2 separate regions of the Homo sapiens genome follow, and region 2 is linked to region 1. The links are chromatin loops, found by intact Hi-C in ENCODE. Cell type or tissue: GM12878. All regions are shown on one strand.

What was found. A loop is a pair of places that touch in the nucleus more often than their neighbours do. Peaks named below come from ENCODE experiments on the same cell type or tissue, not always from the same donor. Only the 100,000 strongest peaks of a DNase experiment are listed, where the experiment ranks them.
Region 2: it touches region 1 in a loop (4-fold over the local background); 12 of 110 quality-filtered maps call a loop at or near these places.

What each region holds. Positions count from the first base shown.
Region 1 is chr1:74,515,730-74,520,729 of GRCh38, forward strand. All of the region lies in intron 25 of FPGT-TNNI3K (FPGT-TNNI3K readthrough), which reads left to right. All of the region lies in intron 23 of TNNI3K (TNNI3 interacting kinase), which reads left to right. It also overlaps a transcript of LRRC53 not described here. Among named protein-coding and RNA genes, the nearest start is that of LRRC53, 5.6 kb to the left of the region's middle. In GM12878, no CTCF peak of the experiment used is centred here; a DNase peak (open chromatin) is centred at 2,052.
Region 2 is chr1:74,687,621-74,692,620 of GRCh38, forward strand. No RefSeq gene overlaps it. Among named protein-coding and RNA genes, the nearest start is that of ERICH3, 16 kb to the left of the region's middle. In GM12878, a CTCF peak has its summit at 2,383 (motif pointing left); a DNase peak (open chromatin) is centred at 2,371.

The DNA of each region.
Region 1 (5,000 bases):
GAATCTGGCAATGACATTCAAGTAGGTCAAAAAATAAGTATGATAAAAGCTAAGGGAAATCTGAGGTTTTTCTCTTCAGAAGCCTAGTCTTCCTAAATTGGCTATTTCTTTAGACTGGAGATCATTAGTTATTAAAAGGACTATACTTACACCTGCCAACCTAATGCCCCATAGTGCCAGTTTACCTCCTGGCTGCCTTCAAGGTTCTGATGTCTGACTCAGTTGAGAAGAAGGGACTTGCCTTTGCAGAAAATGTAAATGGAGAGAGTAGTACTGATGTCTTTAGGAGCCTCACTAGAGGGGAAGGAAAGGACAATCAACTTACTGGTGAAGCCATCTTCTGTGGATCTTTGAGTTGGAACTAGGCTGAGAATGTAGGTCTGAAGTGCAAATCATCCCTGTTCTTATTGATAATAACTCTGGTATTTCAAAATTTTTAAAAATATGGTCATTTATTTCTGTTCTGAAATTTCCCATTAGCCAGGAAAAAAAATTTTGACTAATGTTGAAGACTACTCAATGAATGTTGCTATCCATTTGTTTGTTCACTCATCTGCTCAATCACTATTTACTTGGATGGGGAAGGGATTCATAATTTCTAGATATGTTGCTAAATGATGAAAATAAAGGAAAAATAAGACATGGTTTCTGACTTAAGATGAGAATAGTTGAGTCAGGAAGGCAATATCAAATCCGTACAATACAAGGCATGAGGTGTCACAGTAAAGAGATGAAGTCCTTTTACTGTGGGGCTTAGTATGTGAGAAAAACTGTGAGAAAGAAGTTCATTGTGTGTAGAGCCTGCCTATATGAGGCAGGGAGCAATAGAGGATGAGGCTGGAGAAATAGACCCAGGCCTGCTGCTTGAGACCTGGACCGTGGGACCTTGCTACTATGGGCCATGGGACCTCAACAGTAAGTGGCATGGTCAGCCACGTTTAAAAAGAAGGACATTTCCACAGCTTGGTTGAGGATGGCTTGTATATTCCCCATCACTAATTCCAGCATTATTTCTCCAGTAGTAATAATGAATGTGCCCTCATATAGCCACATTTCCCCAACCCTTATTATAACAAGTTAAGGCAGCTTACTTCTGGGATTTTTCAGTGTTGGAATATTCTACATAGATGAAATGCCCTTATTGCCAGTTCACAAAAATGATATCAACAATTGTTAACTACATGATAGACAGTATTTTCTCCAGCAACCTCTCTACAGAAGTCTAAAAGAAATATTTACAGTCATGCTCCCATGAGCATCATTATGAGAAAACACTGATAGCAATTCAAAAAAATAAAAACAGAAACATTCTTGTCCCCAGCTCTGTTGATGGGGATTATTTAATTCAGCTTTTCCCCCACCCCTATTTTGGTAGATGCTGTTCATTATTATGTATTACACAAATCATTCTCAACACCTGTGGGCACTTTCTATATGCAACATATCTTGTAGGGGTAACTCTTTAAAAAAAAAGGTTAATAACATTAATCCAATTTTACAGATGGGGACAAAAGACAACTGGTTTATTATATTCTGTCAGGTCAGATAGTAAATCAATGCCTCATTAACGTTCATTAGAATTTTCACTCCATCCAATTTCAAACTAAGCTTCTTCTTCCCTAAGGAACTTAATTAGTATCAAAAATTTTCTGGCATTAGCTCCTCACTGATTCATATGTCAAACCTTCAAACACTTACTTGAGCAAGGTACTGTGCTGGTGGTACCAGGCTGGACAGGAAATGGTAAATGGGTCAACTGAGCCAGCATGTAGAAAGCATTTAGAATCAGAGCAGGAGTAGCCTTTAATAATAATTGTTAGTAATAATGGTATTTATGGAGAACTCCACATGTGGGGGCTGTGTGCTAAGCATTATGTATAATCTGCTATGTCCAACTCACAGTGGCAACCTCAATTAGGTTCTATTTCATTGATGAGGAAGCTGAGGCTTAGAAAGTGTCTTGTGTAAAGAGTACGACTGGTAAACCGAAAAAGGATTTGAAACTAAGACATCTTAGTTCATCGTCTCAATCACAAAGCCAGTGGCTCTCAAAATTGAAAATGCACCAGAATCACCTGGAAGATTTTTTAAGGCAAAAACTGCTGGGCCCACTACCAGAGTTTCTGATTCAGCAGGTCTGATGTAGAGTGAAACATTTGAATTTCTAACCAGTTCCCAGGGGAGGCTGATGTCCCAGGCATCACACTTTGAGAACCACTGCTCTAGCTAGTACTTAAAGTAACAATCTTTGACTGTGGTCAGCATACGGTGGGAAGTCATTCAAAGTTTTTGAGCAAGCGATGACCTCGCCAGAATAGCACTTTTAGGAGATTAATAGGGCAGCCGTGTGCAGGTTACTAGAGGACAGATGGTGGACCAGGAGGTTCCCAGGTAAGTCAAGAAGAAGCAAAGAAATGATAATAGATGTTGAGAAATATTGGCCCAGTGGAGTAGATGGAGAGGGTTTGCTGATCAATGGAGGAAAAAAGAGTTGTCAGATGTGACAGTCTGCTTTTCAGTCTGGATGGCTAGAAGAATCATTAGGTCATTAACAGAAATTGAAAGGAGTTCTTCTTTTATATTTATTTTCATCTCCTATTTCCACATAGCCTCTTACTGTTCACTCCTTTCATTGTTTTTATTTATGAGATTTCCACAGCATTTTCGTTCTTCTTCTTTACCTAAAGGGACCAATGTATCTAAAGGGCAGTTATAGACTCTTGGTTGCTTCTGAGATGCTTTTCTTACCTCAAGGATCTCTGATTCTCCCACCTCAATATGCCTTCTTTTTAGGGTGGCTCTATGGTTCCCACTGCTTACAGATCTCAGTGGATTCTACTAATCGTGACGAAGCTTATGGTTCCCGTGTTTCACCTGATGCCTGCCTGGGGAGCACACTGTCAGTGCAGAGGCTTCATAATGCATCGCTAATAGTGTTTTCAAAACAATATCTGTTTTTTAAGCTCAAAATTATTATATTAGTGTTTTGAACACATATTTTGCTTTTATATAATTTATTTCCATAAGTAAAGGGTGTGTTTTTAAAACAACATTTACAAATATGGATTATTTAAGGAGTATTTAGTCTTCAATTTAAAACAAATTACCTTACTTTATTTTTTATTTTATTTTATTTTTTTTCCCCTTTTTTTTTTTTTTTTTTTTATTATACTCTAAGTTTTAGGGTACATGTGCACATTGTGCAGGTTAGTTACATATGTATACATGTGCCATGCTGGTGCGCTGCACCCACTAATGTGTCATCTAGCATTAGGTATATCTCCCAATGCTATCCCTTCCCCCTCCCCCGACCCCACCACAGTCCCCAGAGTGTGATATTCCCCTTCCTGTGTCCATGTGATCTCATTGTTCAATTCCCACCTATGAGTGAGAATATGCGGTGTTTGGTTTTTTGTTCTTGTGATAGTTTACTGAGAATGATGGTTTCCAATTTCATCCATGTCCCTACAAAGGATATGAACTCATCATATTTTATGGCTGCATAGTATTCCATGGTGTATATGTGCCACATTTTCTTAATCCAGTCTATCATTGTTGGACATTTGGGTTGGTTCTAAGTCTTTGCTATTGTGAATAGTGCCGCAATAAACATACGTGTGCATGTGTCTTTATAGCAGCATGATTTATACTCATTTGGGTATATACCCAGTAATGGGATGGCTGGGTCAAATGGTATTTCTAGTTCTAGATCCCTGAGGAATCGCCACACTGACTTCCACAATGGTTGAACTAGTTTACAGTCCCACCAACAGTGTAAAAGTGTTCCTATTTCTCCGCATCCTCTCCAGCACCTGTTGTTTCCTGACTTTTTAATGATTGCCTTACTTTAAAAGTGTAATTTTTGAATTGATTTTTAAACTAAAATCATAAGAAAGCCAGAATAGAGATAAAAACTTCTAAGAATCTTTTTTATAAAGTAAATAGTCTTACAAAATAACCCCACAGAATATATCTTTAAAAGAAAATTACATTTTATACATGAAATTTTTCTAATGTGAGGACAAGTACCTATAATGAAGATATGTTATAGTCAAGCCAAAGCTTTAAGTTTATAATGTGTGTCATTCAGAGGTGAAGGGAAGATTGAATAGTCCACAGGGTCCCTGTGGCAGTGTGGGTGTCCTATCTGTGGGAGCACAGATCCACCTTCTCTGCTCTGGATGCCCTGACTGGACAGCATGTTCTTACAGCTATTTCTCCTTTGGATACTGCCATTTTCTCTGTGGGATCTTGCCCAAGCTCATTTATGTATTTAATTTTTTATTTCCATAAGTTTTTGGGGAACAGGTGGTATTTGGTTGCATGAGTAAGTTCTTTAATGGTGATTTGTGAGATTTTGGAGCACCCATCACCTGAGCAGTATATGCTGAACCCAATTTGTAGTCTTTTATCCCATACCCCCTTTCCACCCTTTCCCCGATTCCACAAAGTCCATAGTGTCATTCTTATGCATGTGCATCCTCATATACCTTGATTATAAATGATAATTCAGTTTTTCAAAAAATTGACTCAACTGGAATCTTGAGTGTGAAATTTTAAGATATGGCATTTAAATACACGTACAGAATTGAAGTGACCTCGCTTCCGACTTTTCTGAAGAATTTGAGACTACTTCGCGTGAGTTCCACCACCTTTCTTCCTCAGCCCCTCCAGTCTCTCTGTGACTCCATGGATTCTCCTCTCTTCTCCTTGGATGGAGAAATCGACCTTCTCATTTCTGAGGCCCATCCATCCATCTGTTTCCCTGTTACCTCTTCTGCCTCTGGCTCTTTTTCCCTCAGTCCTTGCTTGTCTCTTTTGACCTTTTCCTTCCTCCCTTTCCAAAATTTTTGGCAAAACACCAAAATTTTTGTCTCACAACTTCAAAAAAAAAATGGGAAAAATCAATCCTTCTTTAAATATTAACTGTATGGTCTGCTTCCATTTTTAAGACACTGAGAACAAAAGAGAAGGAAGGGAGGCCTGGGGCATACTATGTG
Region 2 (5,000 bases), 170 kb after region 1:
GTGGAGCTCATTATTGGAACAAAGAGTAACAACTCGTATTAATAAATCCACCTTATTTGGGGGAGCTTGACAGACAGGATTTGTGGTGATAAGGCATCTGATTTCAGATAAAGACCAAAGTGCAAGACTGCCCCGCTGTCCAGGCTTCTTTGTAGATATGAAATTTGGTTCATTATCATTACCTCCCTGAATAACATTAATTCCACTCAGTGCAAAACATCAAATGGCAGCACTGGTAACATTGTCAAGAAATAGAACTACTAATCAGCAATTGACATAATATTCGACCTGCCTTCTTAGTAACTGGAAATAGTTCCAGTTCAACAGTCATGGAAATAATGAAGTTTTGCAGAACTGCACAAGAAAATCTATGGATATTATAATCTATTGCATAGATTGCTAATGTCCTAACAGTATTTGTGTGATAATGATTCAAACCTCTGCAAATATTTTAGGATGAACAGTTTAATTTCTGGCACTATTTGGGTTCTTTTAACAGCAAATATCTGAAGCATAATTTATCTAAAATCAAAGGTGAATAAAAGGAGAGAAAGTTAGCATGGAATTAAGCGCATTCACTGCTGTAAGATTCACTTTCTGTACCTTAAACTGAACAAAATCTTAGAGTTTCCTTTCTCTCTTTCACTTTTTTTTTGCTTCTTTTTTTCTTACCCAGCCCATGTGATGTTCACTAGAATAACACTATTGACTCGAATGCACCCAAAAGTATATACATATAAGATGATATGTTTTGCCTCTCCAAGTCTGATTATTTCTGGAATGGAAATTACAAATCACTAAACAATTTACACTTGTGTGCATATAATGAAATTAATAACCTTAGAAATATAGATTGCTGTATTGCTTGGTATATGGCTTAATCTTAATTTATTAAGAAAAATTCATTGAGAGATCATCTGGGGTAAGGCTATTCCTATTGTCTCAAAGTGTCATCTTCCAAAACTAGTTTTAACCTGCAATAGAAGAAACCTTTGAATTTTTTTTAAAAAGTCTCTTCTATCCACATAAAAAGGTCTAAAAAGGTACATGTGATCTTGGTCTGATGATAAATTCCTTTACATCTTCAAAAGAAAGTTTCCACTCAGAATTTGTTGGCAAATATATCCAGAGCTTCTTTAGAAGCACTAATTCTAACTCAACCCTACCACAAGGCCTCTGGAAGCTGAAAATTACTAGTTCTAGTAAAGCTCACCCCTCATTGAGTTCCTTCAATGTTTAGGCTGGCAGTAATATCTATCATTTACATATTTCAGAGGTATTCATTGGAATATGGTGACAGGGCCATGACAGAAAGGAGATGTGAGGAGGAGGGAGCTGTGATTGCAGCTTGTGGACTAGGAAACTTTGGAGAGAATCTTCTCTACTGGAAAATAATTGCATGTGATTTTATGTAAAGTATCCAGCACTCCACATCACAGATGTTCAATAAGTGTTGCCTTCATCCTTCTCTAATACTGCTTTATGCAAATATAGCATTTTAAAGAACATGAAGCATGTTTACATGATTTATCATATTTGACCCTCACAATACCCTTTGTAAATGGGCTTTATTTTATGTTTGGAATTACAGATGATTTGAGATGCCAGGGTCTATATAGTCCTAGGTTACACGACTAGTAATTTTAGAATCCATCACCTGGATCGTCTGATTCCAAGACTTTCTTGTCCCTTTACTACCCTCAGCTGCAAGTATTCAGTAATGTGTACCTGACCACTGCATATCTTATTTAAATAATTTTCTTCACTATATGTTTTCATACTTTTAGAGATGATTTATCATCTCCTGGTGTTTCTTTTTCTGTTTGTTTCTTCATTTTCCCTGGTTCTCAGCTTGTAAAACTGTTACATTTCTAATGTTCATGGGTCCATGATTTAAAGTTTTTTGTCAGTATCTCGAGCTCTTCAAAGCGAAAGAACCCTAAAAACAAGGCACATTTCACTCTGGACCATGTTTTTCCTTTGAGCTCTCCTGCTAAAATACCAAACACAATTTGCTTTTCGCTTGTGAGATGGAAAGAAACAGTTGTGTGGCTATAGCTGTCATTTTGCCATTACCATTCTGAGGTGTTGATTTTGTGCTTCACATTTTTCCTGTGTTTTTAACTTGATGCCCTAGCTTGAATTTTTATTTCACTCTAATCGTTTTTTAAATTTGAAGTCTTCCTTTTACTTTGGCAATTTCAGTTGGAACACTATGTTTGGAAAAAAAAATGTTCACAGAGAAACTGAAGGTTAAATCAGCTTTATTCTGTAAACAGTGCCTAAATTATCATCTCCTTCCCATAACAGCCCAATTAATATGTTACAGCAAAGCAGAAAAGCCAAAAATCATGCTGAAAACATGGAGCTATTGCGACACCTGCTGGTAAGAAATAAAGTGCATTGTGTCAACAACAGCAAAAGCAAATGGAAACAATGGATCGCTTGGATAGATTTTATTCCTACAAATCTATCTTTTGTGAATACCTGGTATGTTTCAGGTGCTGTGACAGGCACTGGGACTGATAGGGGGAGGTCTGATCCTTACACTCAAGAATCTCACAGACTTCTGGGAAGAAATATCTCTATCTACACACCTAAATATAGAGAGATTATTTTTTATAGTCAAGGTTGTCAGGTTGGGTTGGGTACACCTAAGATAACACAGGGCCCACAGAGATGACCTTTCACGAATCAGGGACAGTGTCACAGAGAAGGGAATGCTGAAATATTGAAGGAGGAGGCTCCAGGGACCCACTGGAGAATGTAAGCGTAACAGTGAAGGGATCAGATTTTCACCTTAGAAAAATCACCCTGACAGCAATATGAAAGAAGGGAGAGAGACTAGTTAGGGTCAGGAAGGTAAACAGGAAGCTGCTGAGAAAGCTCGGGAGAGGTCAGAGCCTCAGTCAGGGCAGGGAATGTGGAGATGTAGCAAGTAGAAAATTTTCTTAGGAAAGAACATCAGCCAAAATTAAAGCATGTTTTGGGTGTGGACTCTGAGAAAGAAGAAGGATTTTGAAAAGATCCTTTATGTCTATATGGTTACAAACAAAAGGAGCATTTATTTTTCTTAAAAATAAAAAAAAAGAGAGTCTGGCCTTTTAGTGTAGATAGCTTTCTTTGTGTGTGGTCTTAGGAAAGAGTTAAAATATTTCACATCTTATGAGCGCATAATTGCTCAGCAAATACAAGCACATAATTTTATAAAGTAAATTTGGAGACTTTCAAAAAATATTGATCTCACCTGAAGGCAGTGCTTAATAAGTGCAATTTGGAGACAAGGACTCAGAGACACCAATTTGTGTCAACAGTGCTTAAGTGCTCCAATGAAAAACACACTCAAGGTCCTTGAGAAATCTGGATGACCGTAATAAATGTTTTTTCAAAGGAAGGTTTAAAATATTTATTTATTTACTTACTTACTTAGAGACAGAGTCTTGCTCTGTCACCCAGACTGGAGTACAGGGGTGCTATCGTGGCTCTTGGCAGCCTTGAACACCTGAGCTCAAGCGATCCTTCTGCTTCAGCCGCCCAAAGTGCTATGATTACAGGCATGAGCCACTGTACCCATCCTAAAATTCTTAAACCAATAGCTATAGTTATAAATTGAGAAATTAAATATAGTGAAAAATAGGCCATGATTTCCCTCTCTGTCAAAGTAACTCAAAAGAATACATTTTCCCATTGAGAATCAGACAAGGGCATGCACTTATATTCATTTATTTAACAAATATTTACTGAGTGTTTGTATGTATGAACTAAGATAAAAGTATTAAAAATAATATAAATCCCTCAGCTTCCAGGAACAGATAGTCCCATTCATTAAAGTGTATATATTTAAAGTATATATATCACATATATGTATACAATATATACATACTCCTGTGTGTATGTGTGTGCACATGTGTATGAGTGTGTGTATACATCTGTTTTAACCCATGAAGTGCGAGGAAGTATTCTAGAAACAAACAATGAAAATTTTCTTATGTATTAGACATATTTTACCTGTGACAGCTGAATAGTGAGAACAGAGTATTTAATTATAATACCACTTAGTCAAGTATGTTAAAATATAATTTACAGAAACAAAGAAAAAAATAAATAAAAATAAAGAAGAAACTTGAATTAACCAAAGTTATAATATAATAATTATAAATATTACATATATATTCACTTGTATGGGTACTATGTACAAAGACATATATATTTTAAAATCATTTCACTCAATACATTACATGGTTCCACAGGAATAATTATTACAGTGTTCTTTTAAAAAACAAAGTGTGTGTTGAATATATTAAAAAGAGGTACAAAGGAATAAAAATTCAAACATAGAGTGAATTAATGTTGCCAGCTAATGTAATTAGAACTATCACCTGGGAAAACATATCCTACAATAAGCAAGGAAGCTGAATTATTTCTATCTACAAAAATATTTGATCAGAAAATAAAAATTATGTTTATTATAAAGTCTATTTTTTAATCATCTGCTTAAAATCTGCAACATGTATTTCAGAGGCTAATTTAAATGCCATCTGGTGGCATTTATTCATATTTTGGAATTTTATATCAATCTGAATAAATTTTAAGAATTGAAAAAATAAAATGATAAAAATAAAATTTCTTATAAGAACCAGATTTGGCTACGTAATATTGATTTCTTCATTGGAATGATTACCACATCCTGATCTACAAAATAATGAGCTTCCATGAGGGTCATGTAAATAAGCAGTATTGCCAATGTACAAGTGTCCTATATCAAACCTGCAAGGGGTAATTGTCTATAATTCAGCCTCCTACAAGTTTGGACATGCTTTACATGTAGCCAAGTGGATGAAAATATGAGATAAACTAGTTTATCTTGTGATGTTAAAAAATGAAAGAAAACTATTTTAAGTATATTTGAATTTTTCAATGTAGGTAATCATCATTGGAAAGATGGTTTAAAATTAAACTTTATTTCATATAGCCATACAAATTTCACTATTGGTTTTACA